Linked DNA regions of Mus musculus: regions 2 and 3 are each linked to region 1. Evidence: chromatin loops called from intact Hi-C (ENCODE). Cell type or tissue: heart. All regions are shown on one strand. Each heading gives the region's core, and the rest is flanking DNA. Links, peaks and the distances in the headings are about the cores only. Region 1 holds the start of Mir7223 (microRNA 7223). Region 2 overlaps Helz (helicase with zinc finger domain). Region 3 has its middle 50 kb from the start of Cacng5.

Region 1 (8,319 bases), core at 1,445-6,444:
TATGCCCTCCTGGACATGCATACTAACAAGAATGCCCTGTTACCCAGTCACACGGATTGGTGCCTAGCAAAACATATCCACAGGCACAGTGGAACTGTTCCATACAACACATGTTAATGCACAGAAATGTTCTGAGGAGGGTGAGAACAGGCCTGCCCACATGTGGCTTGGTCCTAGGATTCTCACTGTTCTAACAAGTAACAAGGGTGAGGTGGATCTACACCTCTCTAGGGGCTACTGCTACTGGGCAGCTCCAGGAAGATCCTCCTTCCTTTGGGTAGCCTGAATCCACATGTGTCATCAAATGACTGCTGCCTCCCACCCTTTCTGTATTCTAAATGACACCTAGGTCGGGGAGGCTCCAGCGTTTGTTTCATGGTGCTGTATGCAGATGAGTGTAAGGACCATTCAGGGTTATTTTCAAGAGCTCTGTCTCCTCTGCCCTCTGCTGTCTGTCTTTTTAAAGCCTGTTTCTCGATGCTGGGCTTCTTTGGAGAAACAGTTTTGGGGGGCAGGGAGGAGAGGTTTGAATACACCAAGTTACCAGACAGGACTTCCCTTGGAGTAGCCCCTTCTGTCTCCTAAGAGTAAATAGTTGCAAACACTTCCGGTGGATGAGCCACTCTGATGGAACCTTCTGAGCCACCTAAACCTTTTACCTGTGTGAGGTGACAGGCCTAAGGGGTGTGTCTTTGTCCTTCTAACTATGTTGGACACAACCCTTCTACAAAGAAGTCATATTCAAATCCTAAGGCTGTATTTCCTAACATGACTGAAAAGGGAACCAGAGAGGGGTGAGGCTGGAGAAGCGGCTCAGAAGCTTCCTCCCTGCACCTCTCTGGCCACCCACAGGCACCTGAATGCCCATCATACACATAAATGCATGCAGGCACACACGCATGCACATAAATGCATGCAGGCACACACACATGCACATAAATGCATGCAGGCACACACGCATGCACATAAATGCATGCAGGTACACATACATGCACATAAAACCATGCAGGCACACACACATGCACATAAATGCATGCAGGCACACACACATGCACATAAATGCATGCAGGCACACACACATAAATGAATATTCTTTAATAAAAGAAGGGGAAGGGGAAAATGAGTCAGCAAAGCTATCAGCTCTCCCGATCCCCCTCCCAGCAGGTAAACTGAGGTTCTTCCCAACTCGCTACCCCCTTTGAAGAGATCGGTCCTCTCCGCGGCTGGTCACTCTCACCTCCCTTGGCATTCCAGGAAGCAGCATGGTACAGTAGCAGGAAGTGTCACATTCCTAAGCTGAAGCCCATCTTTGCCACTGCCAGGCTGTGTGGCCTTGGCATTCTGTCATCTGGCTGGCCTGCCTCTCCTCAGACTCTAAGTCCAGTATGGAAGAGAGGCTTGCAAGGCTGCTTGGACAGTTAAGCAAGTAAATATAAAAGGTGCTTAGAGCTAGACCTCTTCCTCACTCTAACAAAACGCCTAACAAACAGTGCAGTAGGCATGGTGAAAGAGGCAAAGAAACTGGTCACATTGCCTCTGTGCACAGGAAACAGAGACTAGAGAGGAGGTAGGGCTAGGCCCATCCCCACTGACCATGTCCTCCAGCAAAGCTCTCCCTGATAAATGTTCCAAATCATTCCTAAGCAGGGCCACCAGTGGGAACCAAGTATTCAAACACATGAGCCTCTGGGGACAGTTCACACCCAAGCCACAGCAAATCTAGGCCGCGGGTGGGTGGTTTGCTCCACTTCGCCACCTGGGACAGAGAGGCCATATGGCTCAGCTCGTTGTGTGTTACACCACAGAGCCTCCTTCCAAAGTGTGTTCCATTTGCTCTTAGTCTATGTATTTCTTGTGCCCATTTCATGATTGACCCTAGGAGAAACACCCTAGCTTGTTCGAGACAGGGAATGTTACCAGTGTGGGTATGACACACCCCGACACCTCAGCAAAGCTAGAGTGCAGTCACCCCCCACCCCCACCCCCACCCCCACCCACACACACACACACCTACCTCAGCATGGCTTTGCTCTTGCTTGGCCACAAACTAATCTTTACCTTGTGGGCTTTTCTGAAAATAAATCTGTCAGCAACTAGCCCATGCCTGCCCCCAGAGACTGTGTGTCTCTCAGCCGACAGGCCACACAGAAATAAGCAGGGTCTTTGGTCTCAGCAAGGGCCATAGCTGAGTGGCCACATTTGCACAAAGCTGATGGCTTGGGGTGGGGGTGGGGTGCAGGAAGCAATGCCACCATGCCCCATTTTGTATCTGAGGTCACCTTTCTGTACCCCACACTGTTCCAGTCCCCAGCACAGCATCCTTGAAGGTCACAATAACACATTAGAAGATCCCGTTGGCTCTTTCTTGAACTACTGTGCAAAAGTCCCCCAAACACTTTCGAAGCCTCTGGGTCACAGCTCGAGGACCTAGGACTCCGCCCTTGAGCCTGCTCGTGATCTGCTTCCTCCTCTCTGCTACACTCTGCAACACAGTCTACACCTCAACTTTCCATGGCTCCCCAGAACCCCGAAACCCAGAGCACCACAGAAAAGTAACCCCCACTCCCAGCAGTCTCTTGCACCAGGCTGGTGCCCCCCTTCACACACACACAGAAAAAGGTATAGATTTACACCTCTCTCTTGCACTGAAACTCCTTCTCCAGAAACCCCCCGCCCCTTTCCTCTGAAGACCGACACTGGCAGTAGAACCCTGCGAACTGCCTGGCTTTCTGTGTCTACCTCATTGGGAGTCTTCCTGCTGAAGCTTCGTCTCTTCCTCTCTAACGATCCTGAATCTCTTCTGATACTGCTTGCCACCTGTCATGGCTATGGCTAGACACTGCCATTGAAGCAACACCCAGTTGCGGTCCAGTAGAAATAAAAGATCTGACTTGGAGAAATAGCTCAGCCATTAAAAGTTAGTTTCACAAACAAAAATATAGGAAATTTAAAAATCCAGTTCATCTCTGATGAGGTAACATTTCAGTCCATTTTACAGACGACAAAACTGAGGCCCCAGAGAAAGTAAGGATACCATATGTGGCATTCCAGTCTGTGACTGGGAGGGTCCAGCAACCATGCTCAGCATCACTCCTTCCCTGTGAGCTGATGGCCACAGACTTCAGAGAACACAGAACAGTGCCTTGGCAGCCAATCCTGGAAGCAGGGGTCTCACAGAGCTATAATTGGATGCCTGGGCTTTAAAAACCAGGATGGTTTTAAAATGTTCCATGCACATGGACTAAAACAGAACACTGTGGAAGTTCTGTGCTAAATTTAATGGTTGTTGGCTCTCCTTTTCAAAATGCTTGTTTCTGTCAATTAGAGAGAGTTTAGAAAATCCTTACATTTCACTGATTGAACAAGTGGATTGAACAGCATTTCAGAGGCAAACTCATAAAAAAAAAAAAAAAAAAAACCAGAAACAAAGACCTCTGTGTAAAAAAACCCAGGTTCGAGCCCCTTTTGGGGAGGACCAGGGTGGGGGTGGCACGGTACAGCTCTCTGTTCATCTTTCCTATCTAAACCACCACGGAGGAAAGCGAGCTTCAGTGTCAAGCCTGGCTGGGACAGTTTGGGCACTTGCTTGGATTCTTCTGGTCCGGCTTCTTCTGGCTCTTCAATTCTAGCTGAACACCCCAGAGTTGACTTTTTCATTTGAATCCTGCCCTCGTGTGAAAACTACCACCATCTCTCACCATTCCCCCACACCATGCCTCTCAGCCCCCTCGGGGGTCCCTGACAATGCCCACTGCCTCCCCCGCCTCTTCCGATCCACTCTTAGTTGTGTGGTTTGCGGTGCCTGAGTGTGGAAGAAGGTTTTAGAACATTCAGAAGACACAAATGCTCTATTATCATTTGAGCTTTGCAGTTTCCTATAAGCATCTGGCCATTTCAAAACTCCCACTGACACCGGCAGACACTTGGCTCTCTCATGTCTGTGGTTCCTGTCATCTCTGTAAAGGTCTGTCTGGGAAGATGGACCACTTCATTCACACCACTTTGCATTATTTATCTGGACTCTGCTTGAACCTTGGGCAAATCTCCAGGCAAAGATCTTCATCAGGGTGCAATCACTCCAGGAGCTGAAGACCACAAGAGGGCAGTAGAGACTGGTAAAAGAAAGACTCCCTGCACCTTGACGAACACAAGCCACAACAGAAGCAGAAACTTGCCTGGGCCTCTACTTGTTCATGAACAGGAATGGCAATGAAATGATCACTTCACGCTCCCAGTTGCTCCCAATTTTAGGCAACAACCTCCGTCCTAAAACAGAGGCGGTCAAGGGCCGTCGACACAGGTCTTGTTGCTGCTTTCTATCTGCCCTTGCTTGCCCAGGAACTGTTTTCTCAGGAACAGAGAATCCCCTGCCTTTAAGAAGCATTGCTGACAGTCTGGAAAACCAATACTGGGACAGCATGTGTGAATTCAAGGGACTCCGATCCCACAAAGCCTGTGTGGTGGTGATCCAGGTGCTCCTGGCAGGAAAAGCAATGTGTTAGTGTGAAAAGAGTCTAAACATAATATGCCACAGCCATTCCCTAAGGTGGACATTGCATGAATTGGCTGTCAGCCCTGGGAGGTGAGGGGATTGGGGGGGGGGGGAGGCAGACTACATTTTCATGGGTGGAAACACCTAGAAAAGGTAACAATGGGATGTTCGTCAAAACAGGATCCTTTGGGGAATCCCAGGATCCTCCCATAGCAGCTGGGAAGGACTAAAGGCAAACAGCTTTCTAGGGAGCACTTACCAGGTGAGGCAGGCTAAGCTGCTTCTAGGAATGGCCAGGTCTACCCCAGAGGACTTGGAGGCAGTTAACTGTTGCTGGTGGGGGGAGGGGCACACCCTCCCTGAAGAGCTATTGGCAGTTAGTGGTAACTGGGGCTGGGGACGAGGGGCAGTTTTTTTTTTTTTTTTTTTTTTTTTTTTTTTTTTAAGACAGGGTTTCTCTGTATAGCCCTGGCTGTCCTGGAACTCACTCTGTAGACCAGGCTGCCCTCGAACTCAGAAATCCACCTGCCTCTGCCTCCCGAGTGCTGGGATTAAAGGCGTGCGCCACCACCGCCCGGCAGCAGTTACTCTTAAGGTGCCTGTGCTCCTGTTAACGCTAACAAAACTCAGTTCGTTCGCCAGAAAACGAAGGAAGGAAGAAGCAAAGGGGGTGGGGGGAGACTTGAAAGTGGAGTGGAAATTAGTGAGGGAGAAACAGGAATCCAGGGGACAGGAGGAAAACAGGAGATGATAAGGTGTGTGTTTTGGGGGGGCGGGGGGTGGGATCAACATACTCTGCATACATGTGTGAGGAAGAGATGAAGCAGGCTCGATAGGCATGCCATCCATCACTGGATGAGCCAAAGAACACGAAGGAAGAACAGATGGCCATAAAGAGAATAGCAATGTCTACTAGAAACAAACCAGGCTTGGTAGGAAAAAAAAAAACCACCAGGGAAAGCTCTAAATCGACCCCTGGGGCCACATTCCCCCACCTACCCACCCATGGGGTGTGACCTGGTTCCCATAGCATAGGGTTCCATCAGCTTCCTGTGGCTTCCTGGCTTCATTTTAACAGGGGCAACCACCTCATTGGCTACGACCATAAAAACAGTTCTCACTAAGGAAGTGGCTTTCTGTGTATCCCCCGTCCTTGTGCATCCTTGAGTTAAATGCCGCCTAGTCTGGCAACACAGCCTTATTGTCTTGTGCCACTTGGGGAATCAAACGTCACAGAAGAGACCGAACGATAATTTAATTCAGGTGTGTTGAGAAGTTTCCATTTTCTCTGTCCTGGTAAGTTAGCCAGGGACACAGGCATCCTATCAAGTCCAAGTGCAGGGCTGGGGGTGTAGCTCTTGGTAGAGTGTTAGCTAGCTTCTAAGCTTGGAGGCCCTGGGTTCAGTCTCCAGCACTGAAAAATAAAACCTATGAAACTGTAAGAGGTCCAGTGCAGCTGGAAATGAATGACTTGAGGATCCGTGCACCCCGGAAATGGACCCCAGCCACGGCCTGTCATCCTGACGCACAGCCACACACTCACTTGTCTGATCTCGTGCTGAAGCAGCCGAGCACTCTGTCTGCACCGCCAGAGCTAGTTACTGAACCTTCGCTATTGCTCCCAGGGTGGTATGCCACTGCAGAGATAAGAGTCTGGGCTTCAGAAACGAGGGAGGAGAGGAGCCTAGACATGTCACCCCGACTCCTCATCTGCAATGCGAACAGCCTTGTGTCTCTTGTCTCCAAACTCTTTCAGAGGTTAGACTGCTCTGTCATCCTCCTGTGGTTGGGGGACACCCAGCCTGGGGCCACCTGCAGTGCAGGGGGATCAGCTTCTGCAGCCAGTGGATCCAGAGCCCTGCACTGAGGACAATAGCATCCTTCTCTTCCTCCACAGCACTACCACAACCTTGTGAGGGGCTGGAGGGTGCAGATGGCTCTGGAGAGCATCTGCAAGGTTCACGCATCCCCATCCGCACTCGGGTGTCTTTGCTATAGGTAGGAAGACTCCCCAGAGACCCTTCCAGGGCTGGCGGGGCTGACTGTGGTTCTGAGGAGCATGAAGAGTACACTCCTGTCATCTGTTTGTGACTCCTGGCTTGGGAAGAAAACTCTTAGTCATCGGGTGTTAACAGTCACCCAGCCCCACCCCCTAGTCCCAGAGTGTAGCTGCAGTGTGCGTAAACAAAGAAAAGCATGCAGGCAGAAGGACATGGGTGACATAGGAGGTGACCTTCCCTAGGGGCAGCTGCTTGCTTTCTGTCAGGTAAACTTTTCTCTGGCTGCTGTAACCAAACCACGCAAGCCACAAGCCTTCCAGTGATCCATTGCTCACTGACTTAGAGGCTAGAGGCTTCAGGGTGAAGGCACAGACAGATTGGCATCTGGTTCATAGATGGCCCCTTGCTCCTGAGTCCTCGCCTACTGGAAAGCACAAGACCCTTTCACAAGGACACTCACCGATCCAGTTATGATGGTGGAGGCAGGCCTTGTGACTTCCCCACACCTTCATGTTAGGGGTTAGGGTTCCAACATGTGAATCTGGGGCATAAACATTCAGGCCATGTCACCTTCCCAGACTGTTCCTTCTGGTATGTCAGACATGGAGCCCACAAGCCTCATAAGGAAGCATGACTGAGAATACCTGTGAATGTGACCTAACACAAACTCATCATCTTACTTAAAACATTAAGACGTGTTCCTGTATGTGTGTGTGTGTGTGTGTGTGTGTGTGTGTGTGTGTGTGTGTGTAAATATTTTTAATTCCAATTGTAAGGCTCTAGAGCAGTGGCTCTCAACCTTCCTAATGCTTTGACCTTTAATACAGTCCCTCACATTGCGGTGAACCCAAACCATAAAATTATTTTGTTGCTATTTCATAACTTTAATTTTGCTACAGTTATGAATCATAATGTAAATCTAGTATGCAGGATATCTGATATGCGACCCCTGTGAAAGGGTCATTTGACACCCAAAGGACTCTCGGCCCTCAGGTTGAGAGCCGCGGCTCTAGAGGATGAACTTTGAGATGATGACATCATTTCCCAATATCAAAGGTAGACACACCTGAGTGAAGATGGTCTCAAAGCCAGATCGGAAAGAATGCTGCTAGATGTCCCAACCAACATATACACATGTCCTAAGAGAAGCCAACGCCTTTTGGAATCAGGGTGTCCTGACCCTTTAGTTGCACCTCCTTTCGATGATCTTCCCGTCTGTCCTCATACAATCGGCCATGCGCATCACCAGCCGTGCACATCCACAGTCGGCCATGCACATCACCAGCCGTGCCCATCCACACCTCCTGACTTGATTCTGCATCTACTAGGGAATCTGGGAACAAGGAAGAGACTCAAACTGAAAACGATGCACCTGCCTGCTACAGAAACACTGAACAGAGAGAACACCCAGGTGTCCCACAGCAGGAGAGGGAGAAGTGCCCAATGCATGGCCAGGAGGCACAGGTTACAGCATAATCTCCACGTGTTAATAAGGTGTGAAGATGCAGGGCCACAAGACATCTGTAAGGTGTTCACAGGGATCATCAATGGGCAATACGATCATAGGCACTTAATTATTTTTATTTTATAAAAAAATGTATGCATCATAAGTTTTAAATGAATGTATTTTATTTCAAGAAGGAATAACTCTGCTGTTTAGAAAATGTTACATGAAAAGACATTCATTCATTCATTCATTCATTCATACATTCATCCAGAGCATTTGAGGTACACCATGTCCCAGACATGTCCTAAGCTCTGGAGATAGACCAGAAAGAACCCAGCAGAGGACCTCAATCTCTTTCCAGTGACTAGAGATGGGTGACC
Region 2 (8,319 bases), core at 1,753-6,752, 360 kb after region 1:
TGACTTAGTTTGCGTCTTAGTTCTGTTGACTGTAAGATAACCACCATAGTGTTGGAGTGAGAATGGACTGGAATAAAACCTAACAGCACCTGGACAGCAGTGACCACGGCTCCATCCCAGCCCTTCCCAGCCACTCCCCTCTCACAAGCAGAGCTGCAGCAGCCAACTGTCTGCACACACTGCCCAGTATCAGCATCTAGTGAGGGGGGAGTAAGCATTCCCAAGCTCGGCATCACAGAGCCCCATTTACAAAGATGCTGCCACTGTGCTCTGACCTCTGAAACACATCCTTGGATTGCCTCACGGCCAACCAAGAGCTACAGGCAGGCAGAGAAAGTCTCATCCAATGGGGGCCTTCCTTTGTACCCAGGCTAGTCACCACCCTTATCAATTCCAAAGTCTTTTTACCATTAAACCTGGCCTCAATAAGGAAAAGAAAAAGTTAGCTGCCAATACCTTCATTTAAGATAAATGTAACCTTTTATCTTAAATTGGGTGGGGGTGGGGAGGGTGCTCCAGGTGTCTATGCCCTGGGCCAGGTGCCAGGGACTGGCCTGTGCCTTCCAGGACTCAGACCTGCAGTAGAGCGTGTCAGTGGCTTTAAAGGCAATTCCAACAGGAGATGGGAAAGTCATGAGCAGTTGGCAATTACAGGAAGAGCAGGGCCAGCCCTGCTGAAGAGCATGCTAAAGACATTCGACGGTCTTCTCATGCTCAGGTTCTACCATACTCAACTCACCAGCTTACATCTGTGTGCTCATATAAATCAGACTGAGCTGGGCATGCTGGCTCACACGCTGGGAAGCCCAGCACTCGGAAGAGTGTGAGCTTAAGGCCAGTCTGGGCTAATAGCAAGCTCAATGCAAGCATAAGTTATAATTATAAAGTAAGACCCTATCTCAAAACCACAAAAATAAAAAGTTTAAATAAATGAAGAGTGATTTTTACATAGTCCTAGCATGTAAGAGTGCTTGCTGCATGATGTTAAGTTCTGTTAACAGCATGTTGCAGCACCCACACAATGAGCAGGGCATCCCACCTATACCTGTAGGCCCAGGGAAATCACTAGGGCTCACTGGCTTCCAGCCTAGCCAAGAAAATATGACCTCAGATACACGGAAGATTCTGCCTCAAAGGAATAGTCAGAGAGTGACAGGAGAGGCACCTAAAGGGCTCTCTGGCTTCCACAGGCACACACATGTGTGTGTGCATGGAGTCATCTGTGCATGGAGACACACAGACACAGGCATATGCACACGCGCCCCACACACACACTTGCACACTCACTTGTGCATGTAGACAGGCACATTCTAGCTCAAGTGTGCATGAAGACACATAGACAGACAGACACACACAAATAAATCCTTAAAAATAAGGAACCTTAATCAAGTGCCATAATTGCTATTTCTACATTACAAGATTCAAAAGCGGGGGCTGGTGAGATGGCTCAGTGGGTAAGAGCATCCGACTGCTCTTCTGAAGGTCCAGAGTTCAAATCCCAGCAACCACATGGTGGCTCACAACCATCTGTAACGAGATCTGACGCCCTCTTCTGGTGTGTCTGAAGACAGCTACAGTGTACTTATATGTAATAAATAAATCTTTAAAAAAAAAAACAAGATTCAAAAGCAACTTAGCAAAAACCTCAACAAAATCACACACACACACACACACACACACACACACACACACACACACAACTGTCCAAATTTGAACTGATCACTAGTGAACAGATACCAACTAGAGAACAGGTGAAATGGCAAATGTTTTTCAGTCAAGGGCCAAAGAGCTTCTGTCCCTGCAGAAGATCCTGCATCATAAAAGCAGCCGCAGACAAGAAACCAGTTAATAAAAGGACACAGGAAGCTGCATTCCGATGAAAGAGACCTGGCCAGATGTGGCCCACAGGAACCTGTCACTGGGAGACAGCCACCTGTGGCAAGTGGGCATACCAGGTTCCAGGTCCAGCTGGCAGAGGTACTGGGAAGTGCTCAGTGTGACCACCACCACTCGATGTTTAAGAATATCTTCCTTCTGGGGCATCTGAAAGGTGGACTGTGTGCTCGAGATCAAGCAGTACTGATGCACGACTGGGTGGACAGTCTTCACCCAGCGATTCCGGAAATACACCCTAGAGAGAAGACGGCACCTCCTGTTAGAGTGTTCATAGTCGCTGAAGATGAAAACACTACACTGTCATTTAAGAGCACAGTGCCAAAAATTAACAAATGAATCCCATCCATAATCATTCCAACCCTCTCAGAGTTTAAGGCTGTAGTAGAAAGCTGCCACGATACGCCCGTGATGACCTTCCCTGGCACATATTTTTACAAGATTTCAACATTAAGTATAGGTGCCACCACATACCTAACTTTTTAAGTATTCAGATTAATCTTGCAACAGAATTAGCACACAAATATATGTTTTATGAGCAATGGTTTTAAATTAAGTTTGAAACCTTCCATTCTTAAATTACCTTTTTCAATTACAGTCTTACTAAAATGTATTTGACTCTGATTTTAATTATTTATGCTACTACAAACCATGGAATTACATGCTTAGAATATTTTTACTTTAGAACAGTTTGTAATAATTTTACTTCAGAAAAGTTCTTAAAATTATTATTTAAAAGGCCTCTGCCTTGGCTTCTGGAATCTGAAGGTAAATTTTTGAATAAACTTTATCAAAAACTCTAAATGCAAATCTTAAGACATGTCATCTTTTCAAGTAACTACAGTAGAAAATATGAACAGGCCTCAGCTATAGACTACTCTGATGGACAGCTACAACCCATACATCCAGCCTCCACCATCCCCATCCACCTACATGACAGACCTACTGGCTGCTGACTATGTTATAGCACACAGGCAGAGTGCACAGGGCTCGGGAGCAACCACAGCAGCCTTGGCTTTGCTTTGGGTTTGATAAAAAGCCATCAAGTGGACAGGGCAGCTGTAATGACTCATGTCACTAAATTCTCTGATCTCTGGGCAGAAATTACTTAGGCAGAGTTTAAGGGCGGCACACTTAACAGATGGGGGCAGGGTTTCCGGCATGTGCTGGCTACCCCTGTGGCCAACGTCAATGGGTCTGCACAGTGCCAACAGACATGAACACGGAAAGAGGAGCTCATGACGGACCCTCATCATCTCATACATGGAGATTCTAACCCGGTCCTGAGGGACGGGGATGGAGAGGGGACTGCAGGGAGCAGAAGCAGCAGGGAGCAATGTCAGGTTAGTGCCAGGGTAGACAGGAGATGAGGGTGGCTTGGGAAGCAGCAGAAATATACAAACTGGATTCACTAGATATGTTAACAGAATGCAACTAGATATACTCATAAATGAACTAGTGGTAAAGATTAAGGCAATGGATGATTTGGTTTTGTTTTGAAACAGAGTCTGAGCCAGGCTGGCCTCAAACTCACTACACAGTGGCTAGAGAACAATCCGCCCTACTGGACCACTGTCCCTCCCTCCTGAGGGCTGCCTCTGGCTTTGGAAACTGCACGAATGGCAGTAGTGTTTACAAAAGTGGAGAAAGAAATAAAACAAATGTAGCCGTTTTCAAATCAGAGTATTAACAGTGGCAAATGATGCTTTTAAGTTCATTATCCAAAATATACAACTGAGAATATAAATATAACTCAGGGTAAAGCTTATATAATACGCTCAGAGCCCTGGGTTCCCAGCACCACAGGGGGGAAAGAAGACATACATAAATATACATGTGACAGCATATTTACATATTTCCTCAAAACAAAATATTTACATATTTCCATGACTTAAACTAATCCTTAAATATGGTCTAGTATATATAATTTTAATTCACTGGGGTCTTATACATGTAACAAATTCATATACAATAAGCAACTACAAATGAACTGATGACCCCCCCCTTTTTTTTAAGCAAATTTTTCTTTAAAGACTACCCAAACGGCAGCTGCTGTTCACTGGCGGAGCAGCGGTGGCTTCCTCGGCATGGCCGGCCCCGTGCACTGCTCGGAACACCTTATCCTCAGAGCCACTAACAAAAAGAAAACTGCTTTCCTCCTCCTTCTTCTCCTTGCTTTGCCTTCTTTTCATTTGTCTGTTTTATAACTTCGAGACAAACTTTCACTGTAGCTCTTGCTAACTCCTCACCCAGTCAAGGCTGGCCTCAGTCAGATTGGCAATAGTCCATCTGCCTGGCATCACAAGTGCAGACCACAGCCACCTGTGGCCCCCATCCAGCTTTTTATGTGCCTTACAAAAACAACTCAATTCTATTTCTTTTTGTTTGTGCATGTGGGGACAGAGGAGGTTTGCGTGTATGTGTAGTATAGGCACAGGGGTACAAATCTCCCAATTCTAAATAAAATAAAAACTGAAACTCAAACCTAAAATGTCAAAAAACGCCATATATTTTAGGTTCAGCTCAATTGGCAAGTACAAGAAATTGCATGATTTTTAACCCTAACAAGTGGGCCTGCCCTATTCACTACTATTGTTACTCAATGGCTGCTCCAACTATCTCCCAGGGCCACATCTATACCAGAGTGCAGGGAAGAAGCCAGTCTGTGGTCAGCCTTGCTCCGTAGCAACAGGCCTGTGTTCCTTCTCAGTCATCTGCGGACATCTGGTGCCCTCTTGTGTTCTGTCTCTGGAATTCCAGTAAAGCTGATTTCCTGCCTGGCGAGGGGTGCAGCAAGCCCTTGCCTAGCAGAGACAGGCTGTGAGGTTCCAAAACCCTCAGACAAAGCTGGTCTTCCAGAGCAGTGATTCATTCTTGTCCTCTCTGTCTCTCAAATCTCTCGCAGTTATTACTGAGTAGGAAAACTATCAGTTAACCTGAGCTAATGCTAGAGTGAGGCCTAAACACTCAAGACGACCGCTCAGCCTCTGCTTCAGGGTAGCACCTTTCCCGGAGAGAAGGCCACAGTGGATGTGCAGGGCTGCATAAAGCAAACTCTCGGGGCGCTAGGCATTTCCCCGTTCTCCTGTGTACTGCATGAAATAGCCTGAGCCTTGCATTGGGAAATAAATTATTTTTCTACCTTGGGTTCAACAACTCTTAGAGTCAAGAAGAAATGAAATCTCTGCTGCGGGTGGGGCAGGTTTCTGCACTTGGGCCAGTCTGACTACACTCGACTGGAAAATCAGTTACTATTACATATATGCAGATGCATCATGGTGGATCCTCAAAGCCCAAAATGATTCCACATGGAAATACCTAGAGAATTAACAGAGTCTACACTCTTAAACATCAAACACCCCATGCTATGTCCATAAGGGCTTCCCTCAACTGTTTCTAAGCCAGGAGCACCTTGACATCCGAGACCACCACATTTCATATACAACATGCACACTCACATACATGAACACACACACACACACAACACACACATTCACATACACGCACAGACACACCCATGCTCGAGCGCACCTGATCTACCAATAAATACTACTAGGGAGAACAGGCAGGGTAAAACGAAAGCTCCTCCTTGTCCTCTGTGAGGTCAGAGGTTAGAGGCCTTAGCCTTCTGTCACTGCATCCTTCAGTAAAATCTTCACTCAGAGAACAGTAAGCACGGTCTTTTATTATTACATGCAACAGGATCTTCTACTGTGGTGGTTTCTGCTGTGTCCTAGAGCGAGAGGACAACACAGTATGGGTGTCTGTGTTAACATGCTACACCACTGCTCTAAACACTTTCAAAGGGGGCTGTGGTCCCAGGAATTGAAGAACTGAATAGCATAACTTCTTATTTCCATGCCTGGGCTCAAGTAGAAGTGAGAGGTTAATAAATTATGGATCAAAGTATAGCTAGAAACTAATTTTTAAGCAATAATTAAGCTAGAGAAAATACCCAAGGAGCTAAAGGGAACTGCAACCCTATAGGTGGAACAACATTTTGAACTAACCAGTACCCCGGAGCTCTTGTCTCTAGCTGCATATGTATCAAAAGATGGCCTAGTCGGCCATCACTGGAAAGAGAGGCCCATTGGACTTGCAAACTTTATATGCCCCAGTACAGGGGAACGCCAGGGCCAAAAAGTGGGAGTGGGTGGGTAGGGGGCTGGGGGGGAGGGTATGGGGGACTTTTGGGATAGCATTGGAAACGTAAATGAGGAAAATACCTAATAAAAAAAAGCAATAATCAATAATCATTTGTACAATAGGCCATGATATATTAGTTTATAACATGGCAAAACTAAACATTATTTCACATAACAAAAGTAAGTGGTATAATATGATTCTGCAGTGTTTTCTGAAGGAAAAGATTTTTATTTTCCCATAATCTGTATATAAGTGCATTTTGTGTTCACAGTCACCGAACCTAAAATGTCCTTTGAAACCCTGTCTTGTACGTGGCAGCAAGAAGCCTGGAACCCGTCCTCGGAGTGCCGCAGAGATCGTTTCCATGCGTCATGCTTCTCTAACGTGCGGCTTCCGCAAACAACCACAGTTAACATTTCACTCCCATTAAGAGCTGTCATCACATGACTACTCTGCTGTACACAATGTGCCAGAATTTTAATCAAACTCAATTTGATTTAAGCTAATCAATTTTCTTTAACCACTTTTCTTATGCTATCTTTTAGATGTACATACCAAAATCTACTCCAACCATAACAACAGTTTTACATGAGAAACTTAAAAAAAGATGTCTTTCTGTATACATAATGTTTCAGAAATGGTACACAATTTTTACATTTTTTGCCTTAATTTAAAAGATTTTTTTCCAATGACATAACCTCCAAATGCCAATGCAGAGTTGATGCTCCCAGAGCCCCGCCATCTTTACAGACACCTTTTCTTAAGAACAACACAGTACAATACAGATACATAATAAGCCTTAGAAATACCTGAGAGGTCTTGCCTGGGGATTGCCTGCTTCTACATATGGATGTAAATAATCCTTTATGTAGAGGTCAGCAGCACTATTAGAATGGGTGCAAATGAGAATCCTGCTGAAATAAATGGTGCAAATAAAAAGAATGACACAACAGAAGCTAGTCAGGCAGTTCAACACCAAGAGAGCAGTGGCCATCTTACACGTCCATTTCCCGCGCCCCGCTCACATTCAACAGGACCCATGGTGCCTTTGGGAGTTATGTTACTCTAAGCTAAAGAGTAGCTCCCCCAAATAATCTTTAAATCTATCCACAGTCCATAGTAAGGATTTTTAAACCCAGCCCTTAGACTTTTAATATACCCATAATGTATAACAGCTATGTCAAACTACCGTGTCTACACTGTCAACTTGTTCTTGTTATTTGGGGAGTGGGGGGTGGGGGGGAAGGGGGTGTTTTTGAGTCAGGGTTTCTCTGTGTAGCCCTGGCTGCCCACTATAGACCAGGCTAGCCTTGAGCTCAGAGATCCAGCTGGCTCTGCCTCCCAAGTGCTGGGATTAAAGGCACAAGCCGTTATGCCCAGTTTACACTGCCTGCCAACTTTTACAACAGCATGTTCTAAGAGAATACAAACTTCATCGCTTTGAGGCTAGGAAGAGGATGAAAACTGTCTCACTGCCCTCATTCTCTCTCTAAAGCAAGGAGAGAGGCTCTGCCTGGTGAAGAGACAGGGCATGCCTCCCTCGGCTCACCTGGTCTCCTGCTGCTGCAGTATGTGCTTGGCCGCCTGAGCCAGAGTGAAGGTTTTGCCCGTCCCGTAGGGTCCAATGATGAGGACAGGCGGCAGCTGGATGGAGAGTGGAGTGGTGATGGCCAGAACAGCTTCTTTCTGCTTTGCATTTAGCCGAGGATCCAACTGCTCGTCCCACTGTCTGTAGAAAATACAAACCTGCTGTTTTAAACACACATCTCAGCGGTGTCGGCTTCACGACACTAACTCGCCCTGAGTGCACAGCATCGACAATAACCAACGCTTACTCCCAAACCTTTCCAGATAAATCAGAGTCAAAGGAAGGTGTTCTGCCATGAAATCAAAACTAACCCGAGTTAGATTCTAATCTAAAGAAATCAAACTTTTGTAGTCTATTTGCTGGTGATATTTCGAAAATGCAGAAAACTATTTCCCAAAGTGAGGAAGCTGCCATTCCCTCCACAGCAAATAGAATACAAAACCAACTAAGTCTCTACTGCTAACTTACTGAAAGGTCTCCAGACAGGCTTAGATCACAAAGGAAGGGAAAAAAACATCTGTATCTCCCTAGTTGAGAAATATCAAAGTTTTATAAATCTTGATTGATTAAGCAGAGGTTTATAAAAGGTATCAAACCAGACAGAGTATTTTCGAGTAGCCCACACACAGAGCCTCCACAGGGCTCCTGCTGTTGGAGTGAGGAGCACCTACTGCCGGAGCACGTGGGCTCTG
Region 3 (8,319 bases), core at 1,960-6,959, 130 kb after region 1:
ATCCAGCCTCAATGAGGACCAACCATGTTCGACTGCAGATTGCTTAGAAGCAAATCTTTAAAATCAGGTCAATTCCCCTGCGACGAGTTCACTGTGTATCTATAAGAAACGTGGGTTCCTTCACCTCACAATGCCCACAATACATGGAAAACAGTGAAAAATATTTTGGGGGACAGTGCTGGAGATGACACCATGGTTTTATGCATGATAATCATGTGACTTTATGTTTTAATGAAATCATGTTGTTATAATACTGTGGATAATTCACCAAATATCCACGATAATGCTTGACTTCCCCTGTGATTTAAACTATGCTTTTGTGGCTGAATCTCCCATACCTGGCCCTGCTTCTTGCATTTCTCCTTGTCACTGGGTTTGTCCTCTTTACCCTCTGTCTGTCTGTCTGTCTGTAGAGTGCCCCACAGCTTGGAGCTTTATGGCTAGGTCCTCACGCCGCTGGTGATTTGGATTTTCTGATCCTTCTGTCTCCTGCGAATTAGCGTGTGAATCTAGACACTTACTTGAACACAGATCCAAGTACTGATACTTTTTCATGGGCCCTGTGATATATTTATCTACGGTTAACACGCAGAGTCCAGTTTTATTCTGTAGTGATTTTTAAATGGTGATGTTCCAATATCATTCCTCCTTTGTTTCTGAGGTGGGACACGACTATCTGAGAAGCTCCTGTCTAAACTCAGGTTTCTCTGTCTTGGTCCCCAAGCTGATCTGTACCCACATGTGAACATATGAGGTCCGCAGTTAGAGAGGCATTTGAGCTGGGTCCAACAAAGTCTAATAGCGACATTTTCCTGGGTCTCCCCAGAAGCCATTCTTCAATCTTCTCTTCAATTCATGAATATTCATGCCGTTCGTTCTGGCTCTGTGCTCCAGGGACATTAAACAACCCAAGTTCTCCAAAAGTCTGATCTGGAGGAAGGACTGAAGAATAATCAATCAAGCCAAGAGAGAAGAGACACACCATGAGGCTAGAAGGCCATTCAGAAGGAGGCTGGGACTGGGTCAGGTTCCCCCGTCACAGGATGACATTGCCCTGAGCTAGCCCCCTCCCTCCCTCACCCCCAGCCCCATTCTCACAGGGAGAAGAGCCTTTCCTGGATTCACAGCAGCTGTGAGTCACCAGCTTCCCTGCTCCAAACCCTACAGAGAAAAATGCAAATGGAATCTGGTGACTGGGAACTAAAGCCACTTCTGTGTGGGAGAGATGTTATAATACCAGGCTGTCGCCAAATTAACATTGTTAAACAAACGCGCAAAAATAGCAGCCGTAATTATCCCCGTACAGTAGCTCAATCTGCAGCTTTCTGTGCATTTTTGCTCACCCCCTAAATACAGGGCTGTCGTCTTCCCTGTTCCTTGGAGCTTCCTTCTTCCCTCAGCCAACTCCCAGAAACCCCCGTCTCCTTGGGAAACATGGCGGGGGATAATACAATGCTTCAACGCCTCCTCTACGCATCGATTCAACCCACATGCACGTGGAGTCCAAGAGGAGCTATTTGACTCAATCTCTCAACTCCGAGATATGGAGGCCTGGGTTTGCCTGACCTTTGCTCTTTGCCCTTTGTCCCTGATGCTCCACACGCTCCTCTGGCTGGCATCCCTCAAACTCCTCCCTCGAGACAGGGCTGCAATCAATGTAAAGACTGATATCTCTTCTCTGAACCACTCAGGGACAGAAGTGTTTGGGATCTCAGATTTAATTTTAGATTTTGGAATATTTGCGTGTCCATAACTCGACACCTCAGGGATGAGATTCGGACCTAAACACAAAATCCATTTATGCCTTAGATATAATCTTATGCCCATAGCCTGAAGGTAGTTTTCTTGAGATTTGGGGCTCTCGTAAATTTTTCCACCAACTTCAGCTCCCTGGGCTCAGCCCAGATCTCACATGGGTGCCCTTCTGTTCCCCAGGCCAGGCCTAGCAGTCACTCATACCTCTGAATGACTCCATATTCCTGCCGGTGAGATGACTCGGGATAACAGCACCCACCACCAAACTCGGGGCCCATATGGTAGGAGAGAACCAATTCCCACAGGATGTTCTCAACAACCACATGTATGCTACAGCATACACCCCGACTCCTCACCCCGCCACACACAGCTAATTAACTAGTTAAAAAAAAAATTTAAGCCAGGCAGTGGTGGCACAGGCCTTTAATTCCAGCACTTGGGAGGCAGAGGCAGGAGGATTTCTGAGTTCAAGGCCAGCCTGGTCTACAGAGTGAGTTCCAGGACAGCCAGGGCAATACAGAGAAACCCTGTCTCGAAAAACCAAAAAAAAAAAAAAAAATTAAAGACTCTACAGTCACACAGTCTTGCTTCCCCAGTAGCTTGGCTTCCTGAGCTATTGACAAAAGTAAACACCTTTTCTTATCGCTGTGACCTATAAGACCTTATTGACATTTGCAGCGATATTTTTACACCACAATCGAAGATCAGCCAAGAACGCAGTGGGTGTCACATAAAAGCCTTGGTCCTGTGTGCAGCATTGTTGCAAGCCTGCTAGCGTCGTATCCACTAGTGACATTATATCACCCTTTGTGGTAGTAAAGAAACCAGTTTCAACTATAAGGTCCGGTATGGAGTTTCCTATCATCTTCAAAGGTGTCACTATTTGGAGCATCTCAGGTTTTTTTGTGGGTTTTTGGTTTTTGGGGTTTTTTTGTTTGTTTGTTTTTTGGGGTTTTTTTTTTTTGATTTTTGTTTTTTGGTTTTTTGGTTTTTTTTTTTTTTTTTTTTTTGGACTTTCAGATTATTGGTTCCCAACCTGGACCTGCCTGTGACACCATGGCTGCTCTAGGGATCTCTCTGCCTCCTGCTCATCCTGACCTGTACCCCCCACTACCCCCTCCTACCTATCCCCACCCCCTACCCCAGCCTGCATAGGGCAGCTATCTGAAGGAGAACTGGAGCAGGTGGGGGGGGGGGGGTGTCTCAAGCATAAGTTGGCTTCCTGGCAAGCTGGAGTCAGAACAGGAAGTCCAGGCCAGGAGATGGGAGGGTCAAGAAGATGTAATCTCAGTAACACATCCCCCAGGATCTGCTCAGGATAGCTCATGGGGTCCACAGAGCAATAGTCCGCTCCTCCCTCTGCCTCAGCTGGTCAGTGATCTAACCCTCCACCTTCCTTCCGTGCCTCTCGATTAGATACTACAAAGGTAACTTGTTACTGGGAGGATATACATCAAAGGTGGCCGCCGTTAGTCCACCGGGCATGTAGCCACTTAGGAGGACCTTTCCAAGCCCCGGCTCTCAGCTGGGGCCAGGAGTGAAGATAAGAGCAGTCAAGCTCACCCTTGGCCCTCTAGGATGCTCACAGTCAAGCAGCGAGGCCATGGTGAAGATGCTAATGATTATTGTCATAGTTTGGTAGACACATGTCATACCCGGAACCCCCCTCAGTGAGGGTTTTGGCAACCCAACTTCTAGCTGGCTGCTGAGACAGCTGTCAGTAGACAACCCTCGGCCAACAGCTCCTCCCTTTGGGAACCTCAGTCCTCCCTGGACAGCCTACATCCAATGACAGACAGCTTGCTACAAAGGCACTGAAATCAGAACAACTCGCAATACTACTAAGGTTCACCGGCCTATAGCACCCCCTAGGGGTCGAGTCGGGACTACATCTAGGCTCACCTCTTGGAAGCTGTGCCTTCCCACCTTTCCGTTTTTTCAAGGGCTGAGCTCTAGGACACTGTCCCAAGGCCTGTCAGCTTGGCATTTTGTTCCCATCGTTTGCTTCCCAAGAGCCATGGGACTGCTCATGAGATCAGCAGGCTTGCTTTCACAGCCTCCTGCACTTGCTGGTAGCTGCAGGAATGGACCACAAACAGCATCTTTCATTTCTGTGTGTCCCCTTGTCCTTCTCACTGTCTTCTGGCCACAGAGATGACAAGGGACACAGACAAAGCTGATGGTAGCCCTCATATGGGCTGCATGGTTGGACGGGAGAGCCAGGCACTAGACAGACCCCCTGTGCCCATTCCATGATTAGCCTAACTATGCACACCATTGTCTTTTGTCTCACAAAAGGACTGAGTGAGGAATCCAACGTCACACAGCTAAAAGGTCATAAGTTATGGACCAGATAAATTTTGCCACAGGGACTCTGGGTGTCCTGGGATATCCTTAAAGTGTCCCTAGAAAAGTAAAGGCAGGGAAAGAGATGTTAAAGACCTCCATGCTTATTCAGCAAGGCACTTACTTGACCCATGGAACTATCTCCCCAGCCCACTGTGTGATTTCAGACTCCAGCATCCAATGCTAGGGGCTGTGGCTTACCTTGATGTGGACAGCCTGCCTTCTCGTTCATTTAGTTTGTTAAGAAAATGTTGAGCCTGGCAAGATGACTTAGCAGGTAAGTGGCTTGCTGCCAAGCCTGACAACTGAAGTTTGATCCCTGGGGCCCACGTGCTGAAAAGAAAGAATGGACTCTGGTGGGTCCTCTGCATGCCCCCCCCCCCATTGGCACACATATGACCACACACATATACACCTACACATACGTGATAAGTACATGGCTAGCCAATGTGCACAAGCACATTGGAAATTGATTTTTGGGATCTGAAGTCAATACTCTGCATTTATTCCTTATCACATAATACATGTGCATATTCAACACAGAACGGGTACCATCCAAGAATCGTTTCTTCTCCCCAAATTCAAAGCTTTCCCAGGTCTATAAGGAAAAGAAGTAACCACTCTGCCCTCTAGTGGCCAGTTTGTCATCGCCGTTTCCCTTCATCTGTCCTTGGCCTGGGGTGTTGCCAAGAGGATTCCCTTCACAGTCAAGCATTGGTATAAGGCAAGTCTACTCTTGGAAATGCAGAAGATGTGGTCATTTCAATAGCCTTGTCCCATCCCCAGACACCCACCTACTGTGTTTGGCATTTATGGCAGCCTAGAGGAGCCAAGAGACCTCTGTCTAACAAAGGCCTAGGACCAAGCTTAATACCCAGTGTATCCCATCTTACCTCGAGACAGTCTGAAACTTCCATAAAAGTTCCCAATTCCAAACACAGATCTTATACTAAAGGCTCCAACTCCCAATGGCAAATGGTACCTTTAGTGCCTTGGTGATTTCTTTCCCCCCACATTATTCCTAAGCCCAAAGACACACCTAGTGGTGTAGTTATTAGGCAATCGTTTATGGACCCCATTCCCTATTCCATTCTGGAGTTGCGCTTGTCCTGGGGGATGGATGTTCTGTCCCCCTGTGGATGGGAACAATATCCACTGTGACCTTGTTTCTCCAGCCCTACCACAGGCGCTGTTCTTGAGCTTGTCTTCATCTTTGACCCAACCCAAGTAGTGATTTCACTATCCATATTGTTCTTTCTGAACCTTCTGTGTTCCCTGTGCCCCTAGGACATGAAGGTCCCTGTGGTGGTTTGGATAAGGATGACCCCCATAGGGTCGTATGTGTGAATGCTTAGTCCTCAGGGAGTGGCTACAAAGAATTAGGAAACATGGCTTTGTGGGAAAAAGAGTGTCACTGGGCTTTGGGGTTTCAAATGCTCAAGCCACACCCAGTCTCTCTCTCTCTCTCTCTCTCTCTCTCTCTCTCTCTCTCTCTCTCTCTCTTTCTCTCTCTCTCCCTCCCCCTTCCCCTCTCCCCTCCCTCCCCACCCCTCTCTCTCTGCATGCTGCCTGCAGTTCCAAACATAGAACTCTTCAGCTACTCTCCAGCACCAGGTCTGCCTGCCTGCATGCCGCCATTAGACAATGGACTACACCTCTGAACTGTAAGTCAGCCCCAATGAAACATGTTCCTTTATAAGAGTTGCTGTGGTCAACGGTGCCTCTTCACAGCAGTAGACAATGACTAAGACAGTCTATCCTGGACCATATCTGGAGAGACTCATACAAGCCTTAAATGGCCACACCCAAGAAATAGTTTAATCGTGGAAATCTGGCAGACACTTCTGTGTTTCCCTCAAACAATTAAAAACTCTCTGTGGGTCGTCAGGATGGTTTGGCTGCTAAAGCGGATTGACATTGAAAATCAACGTGTAATTATTAAAACCCACATAGCCATCTTCTGACCTCCTCAGGTGTGCCACGATACTTGTCTGCCCACACACATGCACACACAAAATAAATAATTTTTTTCTTAACATCCTAGAGGGCTGGGTTGTAGCTCAGTTGAGAGAGCGATTGCCTCCCAAACAGGAGGTTCTGGGTTCAGTCCCCAGGGACCACAATAACCAGATGCAGTGGTGCATGTCTATAAATCCCAGCACTCAGGAGTCAGAGGGAGGAACGAGTTTCAAGGTCAACCTTAACTAATATGGCTTGATCTATATGAGAAACCACTTCCAAATCGGCTAAAACAAAACATACTACTGACAAGCCATGCTTGTATTTTTTGCTTAGGAAGACTGAAGCAGGAGGATTGGAAAGCCCAAACAAAGAAAGAAAATAGCAGCAACACACATACACACAGGCAAGCACATATGCACAGGTGCATGCTCACACTCACATGCACACACACTGCCAAGCTTCTTAGAGCAGAGCAGGTACCCCCTGCTAGGAAGATACTATTGTCATAATTAAGCCAAAACCCTGCACAGAGGCTCTCAGTTGGGCCGAGAACGTGATACATTGTTGCAAAATTCCATCACCTCCAGCTGAGGAAAAGAAACAATACCAGTGCTCTAACAACCACCTACAAAAACTCTCACCATCAATGAACTCTAAATGAGCCAGAGCCAGAGAAGGGTGGTCACGGAGGCAGAAGCCATGTCTCCAGCCTCTGGGTCAACCTGGGGCTCCTGAGACAGTGGCCAGAAGGCTGAGTGTGCTGCAGGCTTTCTCATCGTCAGTCCTCAGCTCCAGATCTGGAAGTATATGCCACTCACTCCCTAGACGGATCCTCCTTCCAGGATATACTTCTAAACAGCTCAATGGATTTGGACTCCTCAACTTCAAAACAGGTTTTCTGGCTCAGCAGAGATCCATCTGCAGCTGACCTGGGGGGTCATTTAGGGAAACAAGTACCCCTTTGCCAGAGCTCAGCTGGTTGGCATGGAAACGCATGGAGTACAGATGCTCTTCTAGCAGGTTCTGGCATATTCTGGGCAGAGCATACCTAGCCCGCTGCTTCAGCACAGCTATCTCTCTGCTCTGGGTTCTCTGACTGTGGCTTCATCTTGCAGCCATTGTCTCCTATTGAATGTTCAGTCGATAAATGATGGGGAAGCCATATAGAAGGTAAATACAAATGAGCAAAGAACATGAGAGATGGCTCAGAGGTTAAGAGTGGGTACAGTATACTGTTCTTGCAGGATACCCACATCAAGCAACTTACAACTGCCTGTACTTCAGTTCCAGGGCTTCTAACACCCTCTTCTGACCTTCTGAGTTTTGCTTGCACACAAGCAGTTTACCTACAGACAAGCAGGAACGCACACCATCACATAAATAAAATGGAACAGATGTGCAAGGAAGCTTTCATGATACTGGTCAGAGGAGGGCTCTGTAATCTGGGAGGGCTTCCCTGAGGAAGAGGCATTCCCAAGCAACTCTGAGGAATGAGTGAGTGCCTCAGCAAAGGCCTTGGGCAGTTTCCTTCTGGGGGACAGGTCATACAAAGGCTCTGGGGTGAGGCCGTGTCTATAAATAACAGTTGTATACACTACTCAGCATTTTTTCAGTGGAAGTAAAGGGTGTTTCAGAGAGTCATTTTTCCATAGAAATGTTCAAGCCATAGCTTCTCCATATTCGTACAGACAGATGTCTGTCTTGCCTGTGCCTGGGTGTTCTAAGTCAATAATCTATGTCTGGATACTTAGCGGGGTTCTCAAAAGGAAAAAAGGTTATTTTTTATTTATGTATTTAATTTGTGGGGTGTTTTGTCTGCATGTATGTCTATGCACCAGTTGCATGCCTGGTACCCACAGAGGCAAGAAGGCAGTATTGGATCCCCTGAAACTGGAGTTCAGGCAGTTAGGATCCTCCATGTGGTTGCTGGGAATTGAACCCAGGACCTCTGGAAGAGCAGCTTGTGCTCTGAACCACTGAGCCATCTCTCCAGCCCTAGGTCAAGTTTTTAGTGTGTGCATTCTGTGTTTGTTTCAACTTACTCTCCAGAAAGGTTGGGAAGCCACTTGTGCTGGCTGAGTGCCACCACGTGACAGGTGTTGCACTGCGTACTCTGTGTAAGTTGTCTCACAGTAAATGTTCAGAATGGCCAGAGAGGGTGGCTATAGAAGCATACTTTGTAAGCATGAGGGCCTGAGTTTAAAGGAGGAGGAGGACGAAGAGGAAGAGGAGGAAGAAGAAGAGGAGGAGGAAGAA

The links. Peaks named below come from ENCODE experiments on the same cell type or tissue, not always from the same donor. Only the 100,000 strongest peaks of a DNase experiment are listed, where the experiment ranks them.
Region 2: it touches region 1 in a loop (4-fold over the local background); 15 of 42 quality-filtered maps call a loop at or near these places.
Region 3: a loop joins it to region 1, with 6 times the contacts of the local background. A loop is called at or near these places in 38 of 42 quality-filtered maps.

The regions. Positions count from the first base shown.
Region 1 is chr11:107,990,486-107,998,804 of GRCm38, reverse strand. All of the region lies in intron 8 of Prkca (protein kinase C, alpha), which reads left to right. Mir7223 (microRNA 7223) reads right to left here and starts at 1,957; the gene lies at 1,889-1,957. In heart, for the core only: a CTCF peak has its summit at 4,096 (motif pointing right); no DNase peak of the experiment used is centred there; H3K27ac peaks cover 945 bases.
Region 2 is chr11:107,625,984-107,634,302 of GRCm38, reverse strand. Helz (helicase with zinc finger domain) reads right to left here. Exons shown (of 33, transcript NM_001368755.1): 16 at 7,589-7,768; 17 at 6,849-6,950; 18 at 1,953-2,131. Among named protein-coding and RNA genes, the nearest start is that of Mir6932, 7.6 kb to the left of the region's middle. In heart, for the core only: a CTCF peak has its summit at 4,634 (motif pointing left); no DNase peak of the experiment used is centred there.
Region 3 is chr11:107,860,644-107,868,962 of GRCm38, reverse strand. No RefSeq gene overlaps it. Among named protein-coding and RNA genes, the nearest start is that of Cacng5, 50 kb to the left of the region's middle. In heart, for the core only: CTCF peaks have their summits at 3,631 (motif pointing left) and 4,741 (motif pointing left); no DNase peak of the experiment used is centred there; H3K27me3 peaks cover 258 bases.